Regions from separate parts of the Homo sapiens genome. Here region 1 is linked to region 2. Evidence: chromatin loops called from intact Hi-C (ENCODE). Cell type or tissue: dorsolateral prefrontal cortex. All regions are shown on one strand. Each heading gives the region's core, and the rest is flanking DNA. Links, peaks and the distances in the headings are about the cores only.

Region 1 (11,974 bases), core at 1,244-9,243, 56 kb before region 2:
CAAAGGGTGCCTGAGATTTAGCTTCTTTGCTCTTATCCTGAAATGCAGCAAAGCTGTTGCTTCATCATCTAGCTTCTGACTCTCAGCATCCCCATCTCCTGATGCCTTCACTTGAACATCTTTGCTGGGCAGCTCCACCACCATCTTTGACTCCTCAAGTATGCTAGCAACCTGGGTGGAACCTGCATTTGTCATATTCTCTTGGCCACTCTGAGTGAACTTGTGTTCACTCTCTAGGGAGGTCTAGGTTTCCCAGTGGGTTTCTGCAGCCCCACCTACCTCTCAGTCTGTTCTCTTCTGCACCCAAGCACTGTAAAATTAGTACAAGCCTCACTAACTAGAAGGCATGTTGATAGGTCAGATGAGAGGGTTTGTGAAATAGAGGAGGTATCTAGGCTGGGCTTGGTGGGGAACAGAATCCATGAATGAAGGCTGTATCTCTAGGATGAGCCAGTGGAGAAAAATCCTCAAACTGATGGAAAAGAAAAAATACTCTGGCTCTGAAAATCAAAGGACATAGCCCTCTGAACAAGTGTGATTAGTATTCTAAAAAAATATATGAAGGAGGCATCAAAGAAGAACCCATTGGCATTAGCAAGAGGTTTTAGGGACCAGATACGAAATAAATTTCTAAAAAAAAATTAGCAGGTTTTTTCTATGTGCAGTTTTTAAATTGTAATATATAGAGCAAAGAAAAACCCAATCATAACAGGACAGAATATCTTTTAAAGCTTGGGATGAAGATAAAAAAAATGCAGGAACAACATGAAAACTTTAACACAGAGGCACATAAAAGAAGACTTGAATACTTGGAAAAATATCATGTTTCTGAATGGAAACGTGTATTCATATAAATATGTCAATTCTCCCCCAAAGTGATTACATATTTATGTTTTTAAAACTTGACAAAAATGATTGTAAAGTTTGGATAGAAGATGAAATGCATAAGAATGGCAAAAGGGACATTTTGTCCCTTAATAGAAGGGAGATTTGCACAGCAAAAAGTTACAGAGAGTTATAAAATAACTTAATACTATAAGCAATTTAGTGGCTAGTGAAATAAAATGTAATTGAAACAGAATACAAAATAAGATAATGAAAATGATTTGTGTCTATGTAAATACTTACTATGTGATAATGGTAGACTTAAATCGTTTTGGGAAATAATAGATTATATAATTAATGCTGTTAGGAAAATCAGCTTTTTAGAGGGAAAGGCAGATCATTATCTCAGTCCGTACATAAGCATAGATTGCAAACTATGGTGTACAGGCCAAATCTGGTTTGCTGCTTGTTTTGTAAATTAAATGTATTGAAACATAGCCACACCCATTCATTTACGTATTGCTTGCGGCTGCTGTTGCACCACCATGGCAGAACTGAGTAGTTGCAAAAGAGACGATATGGTTGCAAAGCCAAAAGTATTTACTATCTAGCTCTTTACGAAAAATATTTGCTGACCCCTGCTTTGACACATGGAGAGCAGGAACTTGAGCTGAAGCAATAGCAAATAAACAGGAAACATCTTATTCTCTATGGTTGGGGTGACATATTTATTTTTGTTTCAATAGGGACATTTTTGAGAGTAAAAGGAATACCCCAGGTAGGCAGGGAGGTATTATAATTATAGATGCCTATAATGGATCAAGAATTGGATTGGAAAGGGAGAAATGCAAGACAGTGATGATTAGAGTTGAGTAAGATTAGAGTTAATAAAGTTAAGAATAATAGAAATCAGCGTTGTTAAAAGCACAGTCTTTTAACAGCAGAAAGGAGCCTTGTGAGTCTTCATGGATCTTTAGATACTTTTGATAGAAAGTAGTAACTCAGTTATTCTCAGTGTCACACCAGGCAGAATGCTATTTATTATGCAACATAAAAGCAGAGGCAAAAACTCAAGTACTTCTTGAGCTGTGCAGGGAACAGAATAGATGTAAGACAAGAACAAAATGTTCAACTCTAATGAGAGGATAAGAACATTAGAAGACTAGTATCTTGGATGTTTGAAACAGTGGAGAATGGCCAACAGGAAGGAACAGCTGTAATTAAGTGCAGATCTAAAGAAGTGGCAGAAAAACTGTGCCTTGCAAGTTTGACTTAGCAACGAGCCAGCTACCAAGAGCCCTAATGAGGACCAAAGATGGAAGATGTCTGTGGGGAGTGAGACCCGGGTAATCAGCTTGTTTTTTCCCATCTGTGAGTTTTCCATCTGATGAGAAGAAAGGGCGTCAGGAGGTAGACTGGTCCAAGGGCTGCTCTTTGAAGACACCTGATCTCAAATCACTACCATGGTCAGGAGGGGATGCTCCAAAGTGAGCTCCAGGAAAATAGCTTTGCAGATAAGCCCATGGGCCTCTAAGCACCTTCCCTGTTGCTTGGAGAAAAAGGACCAGGCCTGGCCATGGGTTAAACCAGCAGCTGGCCTCACAAAGGAATGTGTAAGTGCCACTGCCTTTGGGGTTGACACTGCAGTGCAGTGGGTGTATAGCAACTGAACAAAAAGGACTGACTGCCTACCACTGGGGGATGCCAAAAGACTCGCCTGTAGAAGGCACATTCACAACACTGGTTAATGGCCCAGTCTCCTAACATAAATAAAATGCCTCCATCCTTACATATCCAGCCCTTGCCATAATGAGCCACAGTCCATCTCATGTTAACAAATGCCTTTTCAGGTTGGGCCTGATTTTCCTTAGTTATTCCGGTTCGGACGTTAAAATGACAGAGTTAGTAATTGGAGGGCTTCAGAAGAATCAATTAGTCCAGTGCTTTTCAACTTGAGGACCTGGGAATCTGGGAAGGAGAAGTGGTAGTGCTTGAAGCGCTTTTAGTATTTCAAGATGCCTGTGCCTACACTATACAGGTTCAAAGAAATCTCAAGTTCTTTGGGTTAGGTTTCAAATTCAACCCGGTGAACAAAGCTGTGATCTCATGCTGCTCAGAAACCTGAAGGGGGGAACTTGCTTTGATTAGGAGAAAATGGAGGAAGAGGTAGTCCTTCACAAATTCAGTTTATGCAGTGGACAAGCCTTTCATAACATGCAGCCCAGGGAGAAATGTAGTCATAGGGAAAGTTGAGAACCCCTTGGCTTATCCATTGTGTAATCTGTGTCCTTCCATTTAATAGGTGATGAAACCTGGACCCAGAAGGAAATGGGACAAGGTAGCACAGCCCAAGTTGTAGGAAACAGAAACAGCAGGATTAACTTCCTCTAAGTCTGAGATTTAAAGGGGTAGACATAGGCATCTGGAGACCTGGAGTTCTTGTAGGGGTGAAGAGCTAACATTTATTGAGGACTTACTGTGTGTTGGGTGCTGTTCTAGAAAATTCACACACATCGTCTCATGTAATCCCTAGAGTGATCGTGTGAGTTAGAGATTATTCTCTGAAAGATTCAGAGGAGGAAAACAAGGTTCATGGAGTCTAAGTGACTTTTCCCCAAGATGATGTAATAATAATGGAGCTGGGTTCTAACAGAGTGTGTTGTGGCCCCCAGGGCTGATGCTCTGCCCACTGTACCACCCTATCTTGGAGAATGAACCTCTATGGGTTTTGGCTACCCTAGGGGCATGTGAGGAGGGAGTTTCAAAATTGTCCTCTTGGGAAAAAGAAACCACTGGACAGTGCCTGCATCTGATCTGTTTCCACTTTCCCCAGAAGCAGTACATGCCTGACTTTCTGTAAATGTTGGATTAATTGATTTAATTTAGTTGATTGTCACTCCAAGGAGTTCTGTGAAAGAACAATGGAACTCTGAATTCAGGCCTAGAGCAAGTGGGAAAGACTTAGGAGGAGGCTGGTTGTCATTTAAGAGAAAGTGGGACTTCCTAAAATGGACCTCTTTCACTTAGCAAATTCCACTTACCCCTTGGCTGTCAGAAAGACCCCTGTTTCCTCAGCATGGGTACTGGTATAAAAACAGGCACATAGACCAGTGGAACAGAATAGAGAACTCAGAAATAAGCCCAAATACTTACAGCCTGATCTTCAACAAAGCAAACAAAAACATAAAGTGGGGAAAGGACACCCTATTCAACAAATGGTGCTGGGATAACTGGCAAGCCACATGTAGGAGAATGAAACTGGATCCTCATCTCTCACCTTATACAAAAATCAACTCACAATGGAACAAGGACTTAAATCTAACATCAGAAACCATAAAAATTCTAGAAGATAACATCGGAAAAAACCCTTCTAGACATTGGCTTAAGCAAAGACTTCATGACCAAGAACCCAAAAGCAAATTCGACAAAAACAAAGATAAATAGATGGGACTTAATTAAACTGAAAAGCTTCCGAACAGCCAAAGAAACAATCAGCAGAATAAACAGACAGTCCACAAAATGGGAGAGAAATTTTGCCATCTATACATCCAACAAAGGACCAATATCCAGAATCTACGAGGAACTCAAATTAGAAAAAAAAATCCCAACAAAAAGTGGGCTAAGAACATGAATAGACAATTCTCAAAAGAAGATATACAAATGGCCAACAAACATATGAAAAAATGCTCAACATCACTAATGATAAGGGAAATGCAAATCAAAACCACAGTGTGTTACCACTTTACTCCTCCTGCAAGAATGGCCATAATCAGAAAATCAAAAAATAATAGATGTTGGTGGGGATGTGGTGAAAAGGGAACACTTTACACTGCTGGTGGGAATGTAAACTAGTACAACCACTATACAAAACAGTGTGGAGGTTCCTTAAAGAGCTAAAAGAACAACCATTTGATCCAGCAATCCCACTACTGGGTATCTACCCAAAGGAAAAGAAGTGATTATACAAAAAAGATACTTGCACACACATGCAGCACAATTTGTAATTCCAAAAATAGGAAACCAGCCCTAAACTCCATCAATCAACAAGTGGATGAAGAAATTATGGCATGTATATGCCATGGAATATTACCCAGCCATAAAAAGGAACAAAATAATGGCATTTGCAGTGACCTAGATGGAATTGGAGACCATTATCCTAAGTGAAGGAACTCAGGAGTGGAAAACCAAACATCATATATTCTCCCTCATAAGTGGGAGCTAAGCTCTGAGGATGCAAAGGCATAAGAATGACACAATGACTTTGGGGACTCGGGGAAAGGGTGGGAGGGGGGTGAGGGATAAAATACTACAAATTGGGTACGGTGTATACTGCTAGGGTGATGGGTACACCAAACTCTCAGAAATCACCACTATATAACTTAGTCATGTACCCAAATACCACCTGTTTTCCAAAAACCTATGGAAAAAATTTTTTAAAGACCTCTGTTTTCTAACAGGATGGAAACATCACTGCCTCTTGCCCTGTCATTGATGCAAAGTCTAAACAGTCTCAAGGTGAACATGGTAGGCCCAGGGAAGTCCTGGGAGTGTCACCTGTGGGTGGCCTTCCCTTCAGCCAGCAGATCACTCAACTGTGGCAGCTACAGGTCTGTGAGAGACATTGATGGCTGTGGCATGTGACTCTAAAGCCCCATTTAGTGTCCCAGTGATGAGGGCTGAACATGTATATCCAAGTTGATGCCCATGGATGGAGCAACATCTCGTGCCTTGAGTGCTTACTTCCTGGGCAGATTGAGAGCTGTGCTAGTGGTGTTCACGCGACCCTTTCAATCCATCTTTACCCACCTCCACCCTGCTCACTGCCCTGAAAGGCTGGCCTGTATAGGCTCTGCCAATGCCCTTGGTCTTCTGTATGGCCAGAAATCAGAGGGGGGCGGGGAGTAAGAGTGTTCTGTGTACTTATTCCCTGGGCCTTCCCTGTGTGGTTGCTATGGGCCAGCCGTGTGTCTTGACTGAAGGTTGCTGTTCCTCTCAAGGGGATCTTCTCGCCCCTGTTCTCTCCTGCTGGCTTCTGTTAACGACTTCCTCCCCTAATCCCTTCCATCCCCGTGGGTGCTCTGCTACACTTACCCTTGTCCTTGCCCGCTTTGTACCTTTGTAAATATTCCCTTTGTTAACTTGCCTTGGATTCTCCTCATTCGAACATGCCCAGGGTGACCCTGATTGATTCTCTAGGCATTAACTAATTTGATCTTCATAAAAACTGGAGGACAAGGAGACTGTTATTATCACCACCCTCATTTTTAAAATGAGAAAACACAGGCATAGAATGGCCCCATTGTTTTCTCCAGAGTCTCATTGTTTGTAAGGAGTAGAGACAGAGTTTGCATCTGGCTTGTTCCTGCACATTTTCTACCACAGCACTAGGGTACCTACTTCCATTGATTCTTTTCGAGGGAGACCTAAGACACAGGAAAACAAAGGAAAAAATCAGGCTCTGTAGCCTTCTTGGAACCTCTGTCCCCAGGCCCAGTCCTTATCTCAACTTTCCAGAGCTCCCCACTTCAGAAGGTAGGAGCCAACTAGCCACATGGGAAACCAGAGCTCCTGAGGGGCAGCGAAGAGAACCCTAAAGAGGTCATTCCCCAGACAGCTGGGCTTGCAACTCATTCACTTAAATTAAAACTTTATCCCCTATGGTGTTTGAGGCTCACCAAATGCCTGTAGCCATTGTCCCAAGCTTTGTATTAAGCAAGAGTGCCTCTTCTTGCAGCCCCTAGAAGCCAAGAATGTGAGATCATTACTGTGGTAGTTTGCTTATGAAGGGTGAGGAGCCCCAGCACCACAGCCATGGCGAACATCTGGTACAGATGGGGCCAGTCTCAGTCCTTCCATGTATGGCTTTAGTGCTTTGGAAGCTTTTGCCTTAAGCCTGACATCTGCTTCTGTGATGCATTTTGCTGAGCTCTCCTCAGAGGGGGCGGTCACCACAAGGTGTTCCATTAGGTGTCTTAATAAGCCTTGTAACTGCAGCCCGGCATGCCTCTCCCCTGCAGAGCTGCTTTCTGCATGAGGATGGGAAGGGTGGATAGTTCAGACATAATTTGCAATGGCAGCAGGAATATTATTTTTGCGTTATAAAGCATGGCGAGTGACCTTATCAAAGTAGGAGAAGTGAGCAGGCAGCAAGTGAGGGCATCCATGGTTCTGGGTGACACACGGAGGCTGGTGGGTGGTGGGCGTGATGGTGGTAAGGTTTTGAGGCCCTCAGCTGCCTTGTAGCGTCCCTGGGGGCTGCAGGATGCTCAGCTTCCCTTGCAGACCCCTGCAAGTTCTGTCTTTAATAGACCTATGCTGGGCCAAGTAGGTGTGGCTGTCTCATGACTGAGAACAAGGATTTTGTCTGTTCTTTGAGGGCACCCCTGGGTTTAACCCTGAGCCCTGGACCAGCTGGAGGTCTGATTCTTTACCTGCCCAGTTCTTCTCTGCCATCATTTCTCAGAAGCTTGTGCTATCTCTGATTTCCTGAGGTGTTCTGGGATAATCTCGCTTGCCCTTAACCAAGTGCTCCATACATGTCCCATTTCTCCAGACCAGATCACAGAGCTCTGTTCATGCCTGTCTTGGACTCCTGCATCCAGCTCATACCCAGGGAGTTCTCTGCCATGCCCTTCCTCCATTGCTTGTGCAGCAGGTGGGCTGTGTGACCCACGTGGGTATAGCAGGTGTGTGCCCTCTCAACAAGGAGAGTCCAGGATTCCAGACTTTTTTAAGTACTCTCTGGAGCATTCGTAGAAAACTCAGAGTCAGATTTTTCTCAGACCACACACTCTGTCACACACATGTGCACACACAGAAACACATGCACGCCCTTCAATTTATGATTATAATTATGATTTAGGATGAGAAACAGGTTTATATAAAATCATAAACCTGCATATATGGAAAAGATGACCTTGGATCACCAACCAATATAACACTCCCATTTTACAGAGAAGGCAGTTGAGATCCAGGAGAAGTGACTTGGCCATTACCACACAAGACAGCCCTTTAGCTTTCCCCAGTCTGGACCTCTGAGGGGCAAGAACACCCGAAACAGAAACAACAGTGGACATCGAGCAAGGCACTGGTCTGACTGCTCCGAGGATCCTGAGTACATTCACACACTCAGGCAAGGGAGGGGTGGGCTGCTTGCTTACCAATGTCTAGACACTTTGGTCTTAGGCAGCCCCCTTCTCCCACAGGGGCATCTTCATCCTTACCTTCATAGTAACAAGGGATGAGAGCTGAATCTGATGGTCCCCGTCAAGCAAAGCACTAGCCACTCCCAGAGGGCTGGTTCTTGGAGACCGCAAACTCTATTGTCACATTGGCAGAAGGTGCTGGGAGAATGAACCTGAACAGGTGGGTGGGATAGAGAGTCATGGAATGGCAGGCAGGGACCATGGGTTTCCTCCAGACTAGGCAGCTTGCCAAATCCCCGTACGCCCATCTCCTAGCATGGGGTCTGACCCAAAACAGGGGCTCGAACTGATGAATGAACAAACGCCAGAGCAGTGTGAAGCTGATTCTAGATATGTTGAAGGTACCCAAGGACTTTGTATTTTTGGTGAGTCAGGAGAGGGGAGAGGGGTCAGAAGGGAAGCATGAGAGCCCCACTTAGCCCATTGTCATGTGGGGGAAGTCATGGGGAGTGGTCAGCATGGATTCCCTCTGAGAGCCCCAGCCAGGGGCCTTCTGTCACTGTGAGTAACCAAATTGTTTTTTTGACCAAGACTTTCTGGACCATGAAGAAAAAAAAATCCATTGTCATTTCTGAAATCCTGGTCCTGGAAACCAATGAAATCACCTGAGCAAGGACTATGACTCTCATAGAAAGGACCCCTTAATTCTGATGGTAATGTGGATGCTATGGCGGTGGGAGCTTTGGCATCAGGCTCATATCTAAAGATGAGTTTATAGGAGTTCTCATTTTTCTCTTCATGCCTTTTGAATTTGGTAGGCTTGCCTCCCTGAACCCGGGGTATGTTTTCATCACAAAAAGATTTGAAAAACACTATGATTTCTAATTACTGGTGCTTTCCTATTATTACTGTGACTGCAATGACCGCCAATGCTACTTCATATGTATTTTATGGGAGTGAAGTGAAATAATGAATGGAAAGTGCCTAGCACAGTGCCTGGCACATAGTTGGCATTCAAAAAACAGGCCTTTCCTTCTCTGATGCTCACCTGCGTAAATGTTGTTCCCATGTCCTCAATACATACACTTAACTACTTTATTTTGAAGTTTTGTGTTTTTTCTCATTATCTTCTATTGTTACGATGAATTTTACTCAGGTTCTTGATCTTTCAGTTTTCTTGGCCAAGTTTCTGAGATTTTCCATGCAACACACTCGCATGCATTATTTTTTCCTGGCTGGTTCTACTAATAGAATTTTACTCCTAAGGAAGGTGATGTGCTTTTTAAGGTCACTGTAAAGAGATGACATGAGGTCAAGTCTTACCCCTTAATTCCCTCTCATTAGAATGTGGCACCCAGAATTCAGCCAGAGATGGCTTTAGTCCAATTTGGAAGCCCTCCATGCTTACTTTCCTCCTTGGAGCCAAAGCTACAACCATGGGCATGGCCCCTGTTCTTTGTATACCTGAGGGAGTGCTCTGCCCCAAATCTTTCTGCTCCCCTCAATAGCAACCTATTACACCTGCCATATTCTTACTATTGCTCAACTCTAAATTCAGGCCACCAGAGGTTATCACCCTTGCCAGGTTTCTTTGGAGAAATGACAATTTGAGATGCTACCATCTGCCACATTTACCTGAATTACCTCAAATTCTGGAGACTCTGTTTCCCAAAAGAAGTCATTGCTTGGGTTGATTTCTGACAGGTTCCTGCCTAGTAGCAGCTGCCCAGCAGAGGCCGTGGTGGGAGCAGTCAGTCCCTGGCTTTGAGAAACAAAATTCCCCAAGGGAACTGCAGAACCACACTGTACCTGAATCCATCAGCATACGAAGGCCGGGTGTGGCATGAGATGTGCACTGTGTAATTGCTTCTTTACCTCCTGCCTGAAATTGTCTATCGGAAGCTATTAATAGCTATAGTTTATTTTCCAAATCTCTTTAGGGAACCAACATTTATCTCAGACAGGCAGAAATCTTAATTGTGGAGTTTTTAAGCCAGAAGTTCCTTGGAAGGGAATATAATCCACATGCTTATTTAGCAGGTGAAGATTTAGGGATCCCGGAAGTGAATTAGCTTATCCAAGGTCATACTAGGCCTGACTAGATGGGTTCTGTGGTCTAGGTGTTCGTATCTCCCTCTTCCAAATTCGTATGTTGCCACCGAATCCCCAATGTGATAATTTTAAGAAGCGGGGCTTTTAGGAGGTGATTAAGTCATGAGGGTGGAGCCCTTGTGAATGGGATTTGTGTCCTTATAAAAGAGGCTTGAGGGACCCCCTCTGTTCCTGCTGCTACGTGAGGGCACATAGAAGCTGCCATGCATGAAGAAGAGGCCTTCATCAGACATGGAACCTGCCACCACCTTGATCTTTGACTTTTCAGCCTCAAGAACTATGATCAATAAATTTAGGCCAGGCTCAGTGGCTCATGCCTGTAATACCAGCACTTTTAGAGGCGAAAGTGGGCAGATTACTTGAGGTCAGGAGTTCAAGACCATACTAGCCAACATGGTGAAACCCCATCTCTACTAAAAATACAAAAATTTGTTGGGCATGGTGGTGCACTTCTGTAATCCCAGCTACTCGGGGGGCGGAGGCAGGAGAATTGCTTGAATCTGGGGGGCAGAGGTTGCAGTGAGCTGAGATTGTGCCAATGCTCTATAGCCTGAGTGACAGAGCAAGACTGTCTCAAAAAACATAATAAAAATAAAAATAAATAAACAGTCTAAGGCATTTTGTTATAGCAGTCTGAAGTGAAGAAGACAATGGATTTTCCAACCCTGGCCTGACAGAGTGTAGCTACTCAGCTCCCTTGTAGCACTGGCTGCTGATTTGTAGACACTGCACTCTTCTTCGTTTTGCATGTCTCCTGGAGCTTTGGGGATGTTCGCAGTGCAGCCACCATAAAAACCACTTCCAACCTGAGGAGGAAGACCTGTGAACCTGAGTCTGGCTGCATTCCATGAAACCAGGCTGCTGTTGGAGAATACAGGAGTTTTCTGATTCTAAAGATCTTTCTAAGAGAAGGTCTTCTTGTAACAATGATTTATGCCAAAACTTAAGAGATGTGGAATGGAGCTGGAATTTTTTTTAAAAATTACTGTGATGATTAGAATGAACGTGGTTCCTGTCACATGCTGAGACCTCAGTTTGGGACTGATGATGAAGTGGGGAGCAGGGCAAAGCTGGGGACATTTTACCACTTATAATGCACAAGTCACAGGCCTTCTGGCCAAATTGCAGTGTTTTAAGGAGAGTGGCAAACTTTGGCTTCAGCTAGATTGAAGCTTTTTTCCTTTTCCAGATTCACAAATACTTAATTACTTCAAACTAGCTATTCTGCAAGATACCCACATGTGTGATATATCTCTTGTAATAGTTACCACAAACTTGTGAACTAGACTTAGGTTGACATTCTCGTACATATAGTCCAGAAATTCAAGAAGTTATGAAAATGGAGAGAGAGATTATGTGTGTGTGTGTGTGTGTGTGTGTGTGTGTGTGTGTGTGTGTGTGTGTATTTAACACTAAATTCATTTGGCTGTCAAACCTGACGCAAACTGTTATGAAGCTATCTGTAGCCTTTGTCTCCCATGGTATGAATTTTGATATGCCTCACTGTGGAAATATTTGTGTGTCTGAGCCCAGAATGTTGCCCCAGATCTCACTAGGACTGTTTTATGGGCCCATATTACTTGTCTAAAAACCCAAACTGTTCTGAATTCTGAGCTGTGTTTGTCCTGAGTGTTGTGATCAGAAATGAGGGCATGGATTATCATCTGTGTTTTAAAGGTGGGGAAACAGAGCTTCAGAGAGGTTAAGTGATTTGCCCAAGGATGTTCAGCTGTGTAATAGCACAGCAAGGTCCAGACAAATGCAGATTTTAAAGGAGCTTTGACTCATTAGTGGGCCTTGTTCCTGGTGAGTGGAATGTCGGAGCTCTGATGCTACCTAAGAGGAGGCAAGTACCAAACCTGCAGCTGGATGGGGTGGGATATCTGCTTTGT
Region 2 (11,974 bases), core at 2,651-10,650:
TACCACAAATTTAGTGGCCGAAACCCCACACATTCTAATCTGGACATCAGAAGTCCTAAGTGGGTCACACTGGGGTACATTCAAGGTATCAGGGCTGCATTCTTTTCTGGAGGCTCTAGGGTAGAGTTTGTTTTCTCACCTTTTCTAGTTTTTTTCTGGCCACCTGCAGTTTTTGGTTCATGGCTCCTTCTTTCATCTCAAAGTAAGCAGCATAGCCTCCTCAGATAGCTCCTCAACTGTGATTCTGACTCTCCTGGCCCCCTTGTCTACCTAAAGGACCCTTGTGATTACATTGTGCTCAGCTGGAAAATCCAGAATAATCTCCCCATCTCAAGCTTATCTGGTTAATAACCTTAATTCCATCTGAACCTTAATTCTCTTGCCATGAAAGGTAACATATTACAGGTTTCAAATATTAGGATATGGACATCTTTGGGAGGCCCTTATTCTGTCTACCACAAAGTGGCCGAGGACTGTGTTTGCGGGGGAGGGTGGGAGAGATAGTCTTCATATAAGAGGCAGGAGGGGTGGGGGTCAGGATGTGTAAGGCTCCACATATTCTCATGAAAGACCTTGGGCTTTATAGGAAGTGGGGAATTTCCTATAAAGGAAGACCTCAATGGAAGTCGAGAACATGTCACGGTTGGCTTTGTATCTCAGAAAGATGGTGCTGAGTACTGTTTTATTGGATGGTGAGAGAATCAAGGACTAGACTGCTTAGGAAGTCGTTGCAAAATAAACAGTTTCTGACACAAATGCCATGGACCTGAATTAGGCCAGTGCCAAGGGAGTGGAAAGGAAGAAGATGGTCAGAGAAACAAAAGGAGGAGGCATCCCTGGACCTTGATGCCTTATCAATTGTGGGAGGTGGAGACGGGGCAGCAGATTTTACTCTGCCTCTCAGTGGATTTCTTACTATTTTCTTCTTCAGTCTATTAAGGTCTCCCTGCTACACTGAAACAAAACTTTAGGGGTATGGGAAAGATAGAAAAGAAGCTGTTTTTGAGGACCTACATGCAGCGATACTTATCTACGCACTTTATAAATAGTAGTTGTATTAATCCTCATGGATTACATGAGGCCACAATATGAGATGTGTTTTATAACCATTTTATAGAAGATGGTACTTGAGAGTCAAAGAGTTAAGTGACTTGTTTAAGATCATCAGAGAGAAGAGATGTATCTTGGGTTCCAGTTTATCCCAGGGACCCCTTGTTAGAAGCATCCTACATTGTCCTTGCTCACCAGGGCTTGGGCCTCAACAAACAGTTGTTGAACTGCCTGTCAAAGCTGAGGCTGGGAATGCCCAACGTGTGTGCACATACTTCTCCTAAGTCATGTGACATGTAGAATGCCTAGGACTTCTATGCTTCTGCTTCCTGAAGGCAACATATGCTCTTTTCCCTCTTAAATAGCTATCTGGGAAACCACTTCTGTGGCTGTACAGCTCGGGCAAGGAACGGCAGAGTTGTCTGCGGTAGAAACTGAAATCGGAGTCGGAAAATCTGAGTCTAAATCTTCATTGTGTTGGTTGACCTTGGCCAAGTTACTTGTTCCCTACTGGAGTTTATAAAATGAGTAGGTTGGGTTAGTTAAGTTCCTGTGACTCACTTGGATGTAATTTGTTATGCTTTGGTAAGTAATCCACAACTTCAAGACCAGTGCTATCCAACAGAAATTTCTGTGACAATGGATGTATTCTACACCAGCACTGTTCAATATGGTATCCACCAGTCATGTATGTCTACTGGGCACTTGAAATGTGGCTAGTATCTCTAAGTAAATGATTTTTTTCTACTTAATTTTAATTATTTTAAATAGGCATATGGCGTTATTAGCTACTGGTTAGGAAAGTGCATTCCTAGACCCTGTAGTCTCTGCTTTCTAAGAAGGAATAATTGGTTTGAGTATTTATCACTTTCTGGCTATGTGGCTTTAAGAAAATGACTTTACCTCTCTGTTCCTTCGTATTCCTTGCTTTAAAACAGAGATTGCATGGCACCACCTCATTAGGGTGCTAAACAATGCTTAGATCAATGCCTGGCACATAATAAGTTCTCAATAAACATAAGGTTTTATAAACGGCATTGGGCTCACTGTTACCTGCTGTTGGCTATCTGTTATAAAATTAGCATTTATTAAGTACCGTTTTTACTTAATATTCACTGAAAACAAACAACTTTGATCTGTAGGTTTCATTATCCCATTTTATAGATGAGGGCATTGAGGCCCAGGGAATTTTACTGACTTGCTCAAAGTCACACAACTAAGAAATGCCAGAAGCTGGAGTGAAACCCAGCTTACTTAACTGAAGATCCAGAACTTGTTTCATGTCACCACAGCTGCTTGGCTTTTGGCAGCATTTGAGGCCCCACCAGCATCCATTCCCTTCAAGTAGGTGCTGGCACTGGGAGCTGGCGGGGCCACCTGTCTGCAGGGACCATGCTGAGCTCTTGGTGCCCAAGGCCCTCAGCTGCCAGTCGCCCGAGCACACTCATGTAATCTTAATGAACAATGTGCAAAGCCATTAAAAACTCAATTAGGACTTTCTTTTTACTGCCGACGTGAGGAAATGCAATCCTGAGGTGCTCATGTGTAAACACAATAGCCACCATCTGCTATGGAGAAGCATTTTGCCTCCAAAAAGGAGATCTGTGTTGCAGACACATCAATAACGAGGCGCTTATCAAGGCATTATTATGCACGAAGGGGAAAAATGCAAAATTTATGGCCAGCCAGAGAGTACTTCCTGGTTTAATTCCACAATTTTCAGTGCTATGTATAATAACTATGAGGAAACTAATGCTGTTTTATGTTCCTTATCACGTTAGTAGATTTTTTTTTTTTAAGGGAGAAGGGAAAAGAATGTATTTACAGTCTTTCTCTTTCTTGTTTCTGACTGATCTTGGCGTAATGACCGGCTCATTTTTGATCTCCAGGAAACTGACAGCCCTGGGATGATATTAATTATGCCAACCTGTTGATCAAAGCGGGCCCCACAGAGCTGATGATATACAAGGGTTTTCACTCCTGAGCAATCTCTAGTGGCGCGCTTGAGCTCAACTCGCAGATAGGCTCCCTTCCTTTCTGGAGGGTGTGGTCAGACCTATATAAGGTGGGCTACATGTGGAAGGGGCTAGAGATGGCCGCTGGATCCCACCCCCCACCCCCAAGACCTTACACTAGCATTGCTGGATGCTTCTGTGCCTTTGCCTAGGCTATTCTATTTCAAATGCCTCCCAAGTTACCACCAAGGCTTGCTGCTCTTAATGATATCCTTAGGTAGCCTGTCTTGCAACTTTGCTTAGTAGCTACTGTTTCACATCTTATTGCCTTAAATAAAGGGACTTGTAGCTGAATAATAGTTTATTCCCTTTTTACTTAAAATCCAAGATGAGTGCTCCTAATAGGTGAGTAGCCTTCTGTGTGGTTGTGCTCATTCAGGGAACCTGGCTTCTTTTATGGTGCACTGCCCTCTCCTAGGCTCTTGAGCTCTGGGACATTCAGCTGGTAGATGGGAAAATAGAATGGGCCAATGATTCTCACTGCTTTATGTACATGCCGATCACCTGGGGATCCTGATAAACTGCAGATCCAAACTCAATAGGCCTGGGGGTGGATGTGAGATTCTTGTTTCTCACAAGCTCCCAGGTGATGCTGGGGTGGCTGGTCCAAGGACCAGTCTTTGAGAGGCAAGATCATTTAGTATGGAGGTGTGGGGGTGAGAGGGAGGCAGCTTTTACCAACCAGGCCTGGAAAGTGGCACACATCATACTCATGCCCCATTATCTAGAACTCAGTTGCATGTCCCTACCAAATGCTAAAGGGAGGCTGGAAGACATAGTCTAGCTGTGTGCCCAGAACAATGTTACAGGGTTGTGCATGAAGCTACATGGAACAGGGCAATCTCTACCTCCTCAGCGAGCCTGCCCTGCTACCGAAGCTAGGATGGAAAGAAGTGGGATCATGAACTGGTGGAAGGAAAACCTTCCCAACTCTCTCTACAGTGGATTGTAAGGAGCCAAGGGTACATGAGCCCGTGGCGTGAATTGGCAGGAGGACAGGAGCTGAAATGTGCATGCGGGTATCATGGGATTCAGAGAGGAGAGAGACACTTTGCTTCTCAGGCTGCTGCCTCTGCTGGGAGATGTGCTACTCCTCAGTGGCAGAGGCAGTCACAAACCCTTTGTGGGGCTTGTGAGTTGCTACTTACCTGTCCAAGGAAACCTTTTGGAACCCTGTGGCATGTAGGCCAGTGGACAGATATGGGCATGGATGCAGGCTCGGTCTCATCTCTAAGCCTCAATTTCTGCCCCTATAATTGCTCCTTTTTAGCTGCCCCCTTGCGAGTTTATGATAATTCAATAACTTCTCTGACATAGAGACATTGCTCCACTTACCTTGTGTTACTGCACGGCCATAAAACTGGGACGCCTTACTCAGAAACACCAGGCAAAGACACCCGCACCTTTGTTCCACTTCCAGTGGCTCCTTCCCCAGGAGGTGCTACATTTTCCGAAATCATGACTTTTGCGGCAATATGGATGGAACTAGAGACAATAATCTTAAGTGAAGTAACTCCAAAACAGAAAATCAATACGGCATGTTCTCACTTATAAGTGGTAGCTAAATAATGCGTACACATGGACGCAGAGTGTGAAATGATATTCACTGGAGGCTTGGAAGAGTTGGAGGGTGGGATGGGGGTGAGAGATGAGAAATTACTTAATGGATACAATATACATCATTTGGTTGCTAGTCAAACTAAAAGCCCGGACTCTGCCACTATGCAACATATCCATGAAACACAGCTGCACTTGTATCCCTTATATTTACACACAAGTTTTTCTCATTGGTAGGATGGCGAAAACCTGATAGCCACTGGTTCAGGTTTCTCTGTGCTTTTCACCTGGCTACCTTTTGGTACAAACCCACCCAACTATCCTAAGTGGTCATCCCAGTAAGACAACTGTGGCCCTAGGGATCTGGGCACAGTTGGAGGGTGGGTCCATGGCCATCCGCCTGCTCTGCATGGTGGTTCAGGGGAAACATGCAGAAAGTCTAATTTGGCCGTAAGTCCAAGTTACTTTGTGAATAATAACGTGGAGGTTTTGAACTCCTCTCTCTCTGTCTCTCCCTTTCTATCTCTCTCATGTCTGTTTTTAAATTCACTCAGAACCTGAAGGAGACAGGGTTTGATTGGTACCTTCTAGAATCCCAAGAAGTTATGGGTTTCCCAGCACTTATTAACTGGGAGCTGTTAGTCTTTTTGGTATTAGGGTGAAAGAATGAGGTGACTTTTAGCTATTGAAGTAGCTCAACTTGGCTGAGGATAAGTGGTCTTAAGGTTTATTTTTGAATTGAAGATTTTAGTGGTTTTCTAGGTGGAAACTGTCCTTCTAGAATCAACTGAGTTTATCTGCAGTGTTCCATGATGCAGTTTATTTCATAGAATCATAAGACTCTAAGTTCAGCCCTCCCAGTTGCTTGTGAAATTTCCTTAATCATCTCTTTAATTTGTCTAGGCTCTGTTTTGCCACCTGCTTTGGTGGGGACTCACTTTGTCTCTGGCCAGTCCATTCTATTTTGCACCAACTTTACTTGTTAGAAAGTTATTTGTACACTGAACTGAAATTTACCCCCTCATGGTTTCTTTCATGAGTCTGCCCTCCCAGGCAGCTTTATCAATAAGCTATTGTCACAATAAAGCTGCATGACACACTGAAAAGAAACTCACTGGCAAACAACAATAAGCGTTTATTCTAGCTCTCATGGAACTGTGCATTGATTGTAGATTGGCTGATCTAGGTTGGGCTTTTGGGCCATGTGGCTGTGATTCCAGCTGCAGGGGTGGCATGGCTTGGTTCTTTAAGATCAGTTCAAGTCAGGTGTCCTCCATGTGTGTATTCTTGATCCCAAGCTGAAAGGGGCAGCAGCTACTGGGGGCACATCCTTTTCATGAAAGGTAGCAGTAGTGCAAGACGGCAAGCCCAGCAAGGCAAGCACATTTTAACCTTTGCTTGAATCATTCTGTTAGCATCCTATTGACCAAAACAAGTCATATGGTGGAGCCCAAAGTCAAGGGATGGGGACATACCCTCTGTTTCTGCTGGAAGGAACTGCAAAGCCAGTGGCAAGGGACATGGATCCAGGGAGGGATAAAGAATTGGAAACAACCATTTAATTTGTCAAAGCAACTCAAAAGAGGCTCACTTCGTCCTACAAGGAAACTTTTTGAATGCTTGGAGATGTTTTCTGCAAACAGTAATAGTAGCTATGTTTTCTGCAAATAGCAATAGTAGCACGTTGTAGAAATACTTCATACATGTTACCATCTCTTAATTCTTAAAACCACCTTATTGAATAGATTTTTTATACCCAATTACAGAAGAGGATACTCAGGCTCAGAGAGATGTGGCTTTTGCAGGGTCACCCAGACCCTTCTAGAGTGACTTGATCTCTGGCCACTCCTCTGGCCACCATGTTTATGGGTGTGACTGATTTTCAGAAGGATTTTCTTACTTTCTCTTTGTCTCTACTTCCCACCTGCTTTGTGGGTCTCCAGGATCTTTCATGATGGTGAACAGCTCTGGGAGAGCCTCTGGCCAGAAGGCCCACCTTCTCCTGCCAACCCTGAAGGAGAATGACACCCACTGCATCGACTTCCATTACTACTTCTCCAGCCGTGACAGGTCCAGCCCAGGGGCCTTGAACGTCTACGTGAAGGTGAATGGTGGCCCCCAAGGGAACCCTGTGTGGAATGTGTCCGGGGTCGTCACTGAGGGCTGGGTGAAGGCAGAGCTCGCCATCAGCACTTTCTGGCCACATTTCTATCAGGTATGGCATTTTACCATGGTTTTATTTTTGAAAATTTGTAATAAATCTATACACCTTTGCTCTCCCTACAGGTGCTAGGTCTAGAAAGGACTTCATTTATTCACTCGTGTTTACTGTGCTTCTCCTCCTAGCCAAGCTCTGCAGAGGTGACCTAACACAGCCGCTGTCCCACTTGAATTCATCATTTGTAGGAAAAGACTGATATGTAGATAAAATAACAATGTACCAGGATGCATGTGGCTCCTGAAGATGCTAGAGGAACATAGGCATTGATTCCTTTTTATAAAGTCAGTGCTTATGACATGATGAGGGAGGTACTAGTACTAGCCTATTTTATGGATGAAAAGATTGAGGTTCGGAGAGATGAAATAACTCGTAAAAGATCACCCTCTGGGGAATGGGGTGTTTGCTGGGGAAGGCAATTAGGATGGTTTGTAAGAGGAGATGACATCTAAGATGAATCTTGAAGAATGAATACAAATTTATTTTAAAAGGGAGGGAGGGAAAGGCATTTGAGTTGTCACAGACAGTGTGTACAGTGAGCTGCAGGGGTGGATGATAGACTATGGCAGAGTTTGGAAAGTCTAAGTTGTTTAAGGTACATTGCAAAGAGGACAGACAGGGAGATCAGCCTGCAGGGACAAGCAGATCATGGGGGGCTTTGAATGTCAGGCTAATGGATGGAACTTAGTTTAAAGCAGTGCTGCTCATACTGTCCATGGTGAAGGGACACTTCCTCTCAACTCATTGTGGAGCAATACTCTTATAAACCATGGTAAAAAAAAAAAATCATGGCAATGACAGATTGTTGCAACAGTTCCTAAACCTCTCTCTCTTTCCTTCCTTATCTCCTTGCGAACTGATGCACACAGCGCACAGATTGGCACCAATCCATAAAGCATGCTTAGAGGAACATTTCTCCACATTGTCTTGGCCTGGGGCCATTGAAAGTTTTGTTTTTTTTTTTTTTAACAATGTTATTAAGGTAAAATGTACATATCACAGAATCCACCTATTTTAAGTGTGCAATCCCATGACTTAAGAAAACCTATTGAATTGTGCAACCATCATTATAAAGCAGTCCAGAACATGTTCATCATCCTAGTAAGATACACTGTGCTCATTTGCAGTTAATCTCCACTTGCACTGTTGAAAGGTTTTAGGTTAGAGGGTGAGGCAGTCAGATCTGCATTTTGGAGAAATTTCTCTAGCATCTGAAGCAGAAGATGAACCGGTGGCTGGGGGCTTCTTAGACATTCTCCAAGTTAATATCCATGGTACAGTTCTTCCAGATTTTAGTGTTAGGAATACATGTATCTATTGAGATTGCTTGTTGGGTTTACCTTAATGAGGCAATTCAAGCTTTATTTCCCTTTTGCCTTGGTAACGAGAAATCAGAATTTAATACTCAATTACCCTCAATATTTAGACTGGATTTTTGCCATACATATTTCAATTTTATCCTCAATGGCTTGTGATTTCCTTTTAGAATAATGTTATTTTTCTTCATGATGCATTTCCTGAAACTCCTTTCAGAAATAGGGGAGAGGTAGTGATGATGATGGTAATGGTGGTGATGGTGATACCTACCGTTCATTGGGTGTTTATCATGTTCCAGGCACAGTACAAAATGTTTCACATACATTACCTTGTTTAATCTTCACAACAATCCTTTGAGGCAGGTACTACGTACCCATTTTATAGGTGATGAAACGAAGGCTCAGAAATGGTAAGTGATAACCCAAGCTTGAACGGAGGTAGTGCCTTGTTTTTTACCCGTTTTGTTTGATTTCACTGTCTAAGCTAGTATAATCCAGTATAAATATAATGGGAACCACACATGTCATTTATAAACGTTTAGTAGCCACATTAAAAAGTAAAAGGAAATCAGTGAAATTAATTTTAGTAATACATTTTACTTAAACCAACGTATCCAAAATACTATCACTTGGACATGTAATCAATCTAAACAATTATTAGTGAGATGTTTTCTGTTCTCTCCCTGTCAATCTTTATAATTCAGTCTATATTTTACACTTACAGTAAGTCTCAATTTAAATGTTTTATTTTCATTAGTAATAATGATCTGTATTTGGACTCATAAAATGTATAGCTGAAGAAGTGGATACATATACACAAGTTGTTCCAAACATTCTTAAGTGAATTGGGTATCAGTTTTTAAATTAAAATGTAAGGTAACTGAAGTTAAGTAAAATGAGAAGTTCAGTTTCCTAGTCTCATTAGCCACGCTTCAGTAGCTCGTGGTTGTCAAATTAGTACAGATCATAATTCTTAACCACTTGGCTCCACAATTTCCCCTAGTAGAGTTCTTGAAAGGCTTAGCCACGCCTGGAACTTGTGGATGGGGAGATGAAGCGGGGTAACTCCAAGGCTGGGCTCTCAGAAGGGACCTGGCCTTTATGAGGTGCTGGTTCTGCTCATTCTCATCCTCCATTGCTGGAGAATCCCGCAGCTATCTCTTGTAATGCCTTGGTCTGTGTTGAGGGTTTTCTTAAGGTTTTTATTTTGGGGTTCTTTGTCAGGAGACTTAAAGGAGTAAATAATGAGATATAATGGCAATGACTGTCGAACAGCACAGGTGACTCCCGCAATCCTGGAGATCTGCAAGCAGCCTGGGAGATGGACCTAAGTAGCCTTGTTTGGGACCACGTTTCCTTTGCTTTTCCCCCAGCCTCATCTCCTTGGCCTGCCCATGGGTGACCAAGAGCCAGAGGCAGGAAGTAAGGAAAGTTAGGAAGAGAGCAGAAATAAAAGAGGAAGTGAGAAAGAGAAGAAAAGAGAAAAAGAGAGAGTAAATTCTTGGAAGAACTCATCACACCATCATTCAGCCACTCGCTCCCTATTCTCATCTGCTTGTCAGTCATTTTGCATCCTGCGTGAGCCAGGCCAGTTCAGGCATTGGTAACGCAGAGGTGAGTGGGACAGAGCTGGCCTTGGGGTGGTCAGGGTGGACTGTTGTCATTTGGTGTGAGGTTAAGCCCCTGTTCCCTTCTTTACAACAGCAGGAACCTATGAATGAAAGTGGCTAAAAGCAGAGTCCTTTGTTTTTAACACGTGTCACTAACAACGTGACGTGTTGTATCCTAGATGTTTTGAGACAAATTATATATCTTTGGCCTCTTTACTTCGGTGTCTTTTCCTTTTGTGTAATATGTTTTAGTACAAACCTTTATCTGAAACTGATGGTGTCAGATATGTGTCAGAATTCACAATGTTTGGAATTTAGTAATATATTAGTAATATATTGGCATATCTTCTGTATTTTATAACAACCCTGGTAGGCTCTGAGGCAGTACCCTGTAATCAAATGTAATATTTCTACAGCAAAACTTACACACACTCACAAGAAATGGGATAAATAAAGACTGTAAGTAGTATCAGGCCATTCGGCTGTGTTCAGGTTTTACCACCAAATTACTTTTTATAATACTAAGGTGAAGAACGTTGTTTTCAGAGCTTTTGGGGTTTCAGAATTGCATTAAGCATATAGCCTTATATTCTCTACCTGCACAGTTGCGTGAACAAGGGGATCAGATCTTGCTTGTACATTCTGGGAAGAATACCCAGTGTATGATTTGTAGAGTGTGCTCTGTGGAACATGTGTTCCCCGAGATTCTCTGTAGTGAAGGCTGATGTGGTGGAGGTCACAGCATTTTGAAAAAGCTGTGTGATGTATTCGGTTCTAGGAGACTCACAGTTACCCACGTGGGAGTTCTGAGGAGTCAGAAAGAAATCCATTTATTGGTGTTTAACCTCCTGTCTTGCCTCTAAGTTTGATCTTGGCCCTCTTTTTGTTGGATGACCACCTGACTATAGAGATAGTATTCTGCAGACAGGTGGCCCTACATCTCAGTTTGCTGGGACAACCCTGGTTTACTCCCATTATCCTGGTGAAATTAAGAGCATCCATTTCATAGTGTGCCCCAGTTTCAGTGATAAATTATATAGTCTTCCTATCCATAGACATTTACAGAATGCATACTGGCACATGTGGCTTAGGTTTATCCTCATTTTGTAGATAAGGCAAACATTTTCTGTTAAGGGCAGAAAGAAAACATTTTTGTCTTTACAAGCCATACAATTTCTATTGCAATTACTCAATTCTGCCATTGTACCATGAAAGCAGTCATAGATAATATGTAAATGAATGGACCCAGCTGTGTTCCAACAAAACTTTATGTGCAAAAACAGGTGGTGGGCTGGATTTGGCTTCCAGGCCATAGCTGAACCCTGATGTACATGATAAAGCTGATGATGTCCAGAGTTGCATAGTGAAGTCCAAGAACACGTAACAAATTATTGGCAAAGCTGAGAGCAGATCCCAGATACCCTACTCCCTAGACTGTCACCACTGTATCATTGACTGTAGACATAAAGTATCTCTAAAAGCTCATGGGCACGGTCAGTGAGCCTTTAAGGTTTCAATTAGAAACCCCATATATAGGACCAGACACAAATGGGTACAGGATGGGGCCACAGGTTGAAGTACAATGAACAAGAAAATTGACTGAGTACAGGGACAGTCATACCATTTGCCATGCTTTTGGATGAGGCATGGGGGGAAAGGACATTTCTGGAGTACCCCCTATGTTCACACCCTATGAGAGGCATGAGATCTGTGCAGTAGCTCCCTCTATTAGGTGGCAACATGTCCTATCTTCCAGCGTAGGAAGCACTACTGGTAAATTCAAGTCCCCATGATCCATCCCAGGTCCTCTGGCTCTAAGCTCTGCTTTGCCTTTAGGGAAAATAGCTTGCACTTTCTGAGAATCTTCTTCCTAGTTGTGTAATGTTAGCTGTATCCTGTCATCATTCAGAATCACAGTTCCCTCATCTGTAGAATGGAGAGGATATTAGGTATGATAGGACCTTCTGCAGATGAAATTAGAGAACATATATGTATCATCATGTCAGGTATATTAGTCTGTTCTCATACTGCTATAAAGAACTTCCCAAGACTGGGTAATTTATAAAGAAAAGAGGTTTAATTGACTCACACTTCCACATGGCTGGGGAGGCCTCAGGAAACTTACAATCATGGCAGAAAGGGAAGCAGGCACATCTTACATGGTGGAAGGCAAGAGAGAGCCTGTGAAGGAGGAACTGTCAAACACTT

What was found. Hi-C counts contacts between places; a loop is a spot of excess contacts. Peaks named below come from ENCODE experiments on the same cell type or tissue, not always from the same donor. Only the 100,000 strongest peaks of a DNase experiment are listed, where the experiment ranks them.
Region 1: it touches region 2 in a loop (11-fold over the local background); 3 of 110 quality-filtered maps call a loop at or near these places.

The regions. Positions count from the first base shown.
Region 1 is chr20:42,841,123-42,853,096 of GRCh38, reverse strand. The region is part of intron 2 of PTPRT (protein tyrosine phosphatase receptor type T); the gene reads left to right. Among named protein-coding and RNA genes, the nearest start is that of PTPRT-AS1, 120 kb to the left of the region's middle. In dorsolateral prefrontal cortex, for the core only: no CTCF peak of the experiment used is centred there; no DNase peak of the experiment used is centred there.
Region 2 is chr20:42,786,058-42,798,031 of GRCh38, reverse strand. It overlaps PTPRT (protein tyrosine phosphatase receptor type T), which reads left to right. Exons shown (of 31, transcript NM_007050.6): 3 at 6,566-6,837. Among named protein-coding and RNA genes, the nearest start is that of PTPRT-AS1, 180 kb to the left of the region's middle. In dorsolateral prefrontal cortex, for the core only: no CTCF peak of the experiment used is centred there; a DNase peak (open chromatin) is centred at 5,857; H3K27ac peaks cover 1,611 bases.